Linked DNA regions of Homo sapiens: region 1 is linked to region 2. Evidence: chromatin loops called from intact Hi-C (ENCODE). Cell type or tissue: heart left ventricle. All regions are shown on one strand.

The links. A loop is a pair of places that touch in the nucleus more often than their neighbours do. Peaks named below come from ENCODE experiments on the same cell type or tissue, not always from the same donor. Only the 100,000 strongest peaks of a DNase experiment are listed, where the experiment ranks them.
Region 1: it touches region 2 in a loop (3-fold over the local background); 34 of 110 quality-filtered maps call a loop at or near these places.

Annotation. Positions count from the first base shown.
Region 1 is chr6:53,053,822-53,056,321 of GRCh38, forward strand. The region is part of intron 1 of CILK1 (ciliogenesis associated kinase 1); the gene reads right to left. Among named protein-coding and RNA genes, the nearest start is that of CILK1, 6.8 kb to the right of the region's middle. In heart left ventricle, no CTCF peak of the experiment used is centred here; no DNase peak of the experiment used is centred here; H3K27ac peaks cover 204 bases.
Region 2 is chr6:52,814,167-52,816,666 of GRCh38, forward strand. No RefSeq gene overlaps it. Among named protein-coding and RNA genes, the nearest start is that of GSTA1, 12 kb to the left of the region's middle. RefSeq lists an enhancer at 1,416-1,465. In heart left ventricle, a CTCF peak has its summit at 1,507 (motif pointing right); no DNase peak of the experiment used is centred here.

The DNA of each region.
Region 1 (2,500 bases), 240 kb after region 2:
GGACTGGTTCCAGTTTCCACTCAGCACTGATCTGCTGTGCCTCGGGGCATCTCTTGGTCCTTGAGTTTACTTTTGGTGGAATTAGGGCATGGGACTTGCTCTAAGGTGGTTTCTTCCTCTAAAGCTGTGTGATTCTGTGACTCTGTATCAGGAATTGAGCTAGCATTTGTCTAAGAAAAAAAAAAGGATAAATGTTTCTGCTTTTTGCATCACATGAACAAAGGTTAGCGGAGAAGACAGTGCCACCGAAGGACCCTGTATGCTACACACCTTTCTTTCAAGAGATGCACAAGTGCCCCAGTGCCTCAGCCAGGCCCCAGTAAACATTAAACATCGATTCCTTCTCTTTCGAGCTCACATGTCACCTCTTCCAAGCCTCCTGCCCCAACCTACACATATAGACCCGAGAATGGTCCTCTCCCTTGATGCCATAGTGCCTTGTCCTCACCTCACTGCCAGCCCCTTCCCCGTGGCAATGACCTGCAGGTGTACCCTCTGCTTCAGCCTCGACACTCTCCAAGACTGCTTCATCTTTGTCTTCTCACTCCACTTGCAGTAGCAAGTCCTCAAAGATTGTTTGAAGGGCCCAAATGTGAGTTTTAGTCTTTGCTATTATTTTCTGTACCACCTTGGCTAAGTACCTCAAAATTCTCAGTGCTTCTATTTTGTCATACACAAAACAAAGATAAACTGTTGGGCCCAACTAAAAGTTCTGAAGTTCTGAAGTGGAAGAACAGTGAATACCACAGAATAGCTGGGGCAGGCAGGCAGCCTGGGCCCTCCCACAACAATGCCAAGATGACTGAGTCTCAGAGGATCACAGAAAGTCCCCCTCCATGCGGTCAGATCAGGCCTTTGGCCTTTGGGTAAGGCTGTACTCAACTACCAAAGAAAGACAGCTTTATCTCTCTTTCAAAGAGTTCCAGCAAACCTTTGAAGTCAATGTTATGATGTTCCTGGCTAGGTGACATTGGGGAAAAGCTTCCTGTGATTTGCCCCAATTCCCTCCCCTCAGCGTCAATCCTCGGTGGAGGCAAAGAACATTTGCTCATGGCCAGCAGCTCACATCAGGTGCCTTGCTCATTCACAGCCTAAAAAATGGAGGCGAGGGGCAGGGAAAATTGTAGTTCATTCTTTATTTTGAAACCTTAATCAATGAATTAATGCCATCATTACACATTTTCTAAGACAGGAGACAAAAAGTTACAGCAAACTTGGGGTTCTCTGGGAGTTGTGGTTTACCAGGCCCACTGACACCATTCAGTTCCTTAGAAGGAGCTTGTCTCCCTTTGCATTAATTATCTTACATTGAAAAGATTCTGTTACTTTCATTTATCCTCCTAGGAAAAGTGGATTATATGCAAAATCATTAGATGACCCTTCTCATGGTAATTCTGAGTTCCATTTTACCTTTACAGGTTTATAATTAGACTTCGTATTCTAGGTTTGAATGTGTCCTAACTTTACAAAAGTCAGTGAATACTGTTAATTTCTTTTAAAAAGGTACTAGAAATAGTATATCCGGGTTTATGTTTTTCTCCTGGACCTAATTCTTCTGCCTCTGTACATTTTAGCAAGCAAACCTTTTAAGCATTTTGCCTCTTGGACTACTGCTTTTTTTCTGCATAAGGAATAGCAGTTACAAAGCCAAAAGGACCTTCTTTACATGGATCTTGCTTTGTCTTTACCTTGACAGAGGAGTGAATTAAAGATGCATTCAGCTATTGCATCAACTGGATGTTAACAAGAGAAGATAATCCGTTACATGATGTGCCTTCTTCTGTGCCCCAGAAACTTCTTCATACCTTTACCATCCCTCTCCTCTTTCAATCCCAGCTTCTGAAAAAAGAACTCGTCCTGCACTAGGTCCTTAATCCCATGAGAAGCTTCCATAACTCCCTGTCGCTTCTCTTACAATATAAAAGGTGCTCACGCCTTGAACCTTAAAAAAGTTCTTCAATCACTTGCAGATGATTTTTAAACTAGGACACATAGTTGGCTTTGGTGGACTGTAAAGAACTGAAGTAAAGGCGAAATGTTAAAAAAAATAAAAAATAAAAAAACAGCCAGAAAAACAAACCTTTACCCTGCCATGTGTGAAACTGTAGATGAGCTAGAACGAGAGTCCCCAGCTTAATGAAAACTGCCGAGGGTGGCAATAGTCCTGCTTGCCTGTGTTTCAGGGGTGGGCAAGATAAGGGATAGTGAAGATAGGGGAGTGACTAAGAGCATATCACAAGTTCATGTAGATAGTAACTTTCATGATACTGGCAAATAAGTAGCTGGACGTTACACAATAATACTTTACCTTTCTGGTTCTAACGCATTATCTTTTACGGTAGTTACAAGGACAGCCACATGTTATCAGTATTTATATGCTATTACAACACATTTGACTAAGGAGCTGATCTCAGTGTAAGATGCTTTGCTAGCATGTATACAAAAAATCAAAATGAATTAAAGGAAGTAAAGGCTTAATGTAAAAATAAAATAGGGCAGG
Region 2 (2,500 bases):
GTTAAATCTCTCTGTGTCTCAGTATCCTAATCTATGAAATGGGAATACTTATGGTACCTATGTTATAGGTTGGTATGAAGATTAAATTTCAAAGTCATGCAAAGCACTCAGAAAAGTAGCAAGTGTGTAAGTGCTCATTAAACATACACTATTAGGATTCTGAAGTATGGCTGCTATTTCATATCATCCTTAAAAAAATTAAATCAATCTAATATTGATGAAAATATACTCTATTGCTGATCTATATCAGTGATTTAAACTTTGAAATAAATCACACCTTGTCCTGAGTGTAGTCACTTTGGTTGGAATGGCAGCCAGCAATAAGGCTGTCTCAATCTGATCAGAAGCTCTGAGTGGATGCAGGTATTTAATACAACTATGAAAACCAGTTATTGCATAACAATGCAGTTGACTTAATAGGCAGAATCTATAAAAATAAAAGTCAAAGTAGACACTTACCAAGATTTCCTGTATTTCACTGTTGATATGATCTGGTACCAATCTTGACTCTGCCTCAAAATAGCTGTGTGATCTGGGAATCATCACTTAACATCTTCAAGCCTTAGTTTCCTCATCTGCAAAATGGGGATAGAATATTTTCTTAAACAGAATATTGTAATGTTTTCAAAATGCATGATACAGGGCCTGACCCGCGTGCATCAACATCAAGTAATAAATGGTAGTTGTGTTTGCAGTGGTTACTTATAGTTTAATGGAGTTCTTTACGGTGAAAGTTCAGGAATTTGGGGGTTTCTAGCTTGCTCCATGGAACAGTTTGTTGTGGATCTATGATCGCACAGGACCAGGATGTGGAGATCATGGGGGGTGTGTGCCAGCAATTAATAAAGCGTCCAATTCAGGACAAACCTAAGGAACGGTGGGTGGTCCTGGCAGGAGGGTGACCGAGGTGGGGTGGGATTGGCAAGTGGGATGTGCTTGTGAGGCTGAGGACTGGGTTGTGATCATCAGCCTTAGGGCACTGAGACCCCAGAAGCCTGAGCAAGGTCTGCAGTCAGCCCTGCCCCCGCCTTCAGTCAAGCTGGTTGGAGGCCAGGGAGTCTGGGTTCCTCCCAGCCTTGCCCCTCCCTCCCTCCTGCTGAACTCTTCCTACCCGGGCTCTGAACACATCCCTGAGCTGTAGAGCTGATGTCTGGGTGACAGGGTATTCATTCATACAAAGAAAACAACCTGGAATGGCAGTGTTTGGATTTCTTGTGTGCTTATTTCTTCATAGGATTGAGAAAGGGTGAGGCTAAAGTCCCAGGCCCTCGTGAAGCAATGAAGAAAGTGCCTTCCCAAGGTTCAGGCCCACACGGCGCTGTGAGGCTGAAGGGGCGCGCTAGAACTTCCTTTCACAGGATGCCACCTCACCTGAAACCCTCCTTTTCGGCTGCCACCCGAGGGACAAGATCTCCTGAGTCTGTCCATGAGTTACCCCGAGGAAAACCCTCAGGCAGCCCCTGAGGGACTCTGTTCTGGACTTGGAAGTGTTTTTCTCAGTGACACCTCTAGAGGGCAGCACTCAACGGAGTCCCACAGACACCTCCCAGCATTTCCTGCTCAAACACTGGAAGGATGACCTGGTAACGCTGGGGACTGCTTGGGTGTTCTCCTGGAAGCTCCTGATTTTAATCACCTGTTTACTTGTCTCCATTCTTATAGGTATGTAGGCTACTCGAGAGCAGGAACTGAGTCTGTCTCGTTCACTGTCTATCATCAGAACCTCACACAGCACCTGGCACTTAGTAGGTGCACAACAAAATAATCATCGAATTAATATACTCAGTCTTTAACAGGTTATTTGTTATAATCCACTGCCTTCCACCTCTCATGTGTGGTATGCATTTTAACTTTACATTCACTTCCTGATATACATTTTATCCCCTTATTACATAAATTTCTAACATGTATAAAAATAACACAAAAGTATCACGACCTTCCTTGTATTCCTCTCATAGAATCAGTAACTACCAATGTTATTGAAAAGAGTCAAACTCTGTAAAATATTTGGAGATTTATTCTGAGCCAAATATGAGTATCTAGTGCCTGAGATACAGCCCTCAGGAGATTCAGAGACCGTGTGGTCGAGGTGGTGAGGGTACAGCTTAATTTTACACATTTTCAGGAGACATGAGACATCAATCAAATATATATAGATGTACATTGGTTTGGTATGGAAAGGAGGGATACTGGAAGTGTGGGTTTCCAGGTTGTGTGTAGATTTAAAATTTGTCTGATTGGCAGTTGGTTGAAAGGGTTAAGTTACTATCTAACCACCTGGAATCAATAGAAAGGAATGTCTAGTTTAGGATAATAAGGGGTTGTAGAGAACAAAGTTTTACCCTGCAGATGAAGCCACCTGGTAGCAAGTTTCAGAGAAAATGATTGTACTTGTTTCTTATCAGACTAAAAAAGTTTGTTCTGTTAGTAATTCCAAAAGAGATGAGGTATAATGAGGCTTGTCCAACCCCCTCCACTTCCCATCATGGCCTAAATTCAT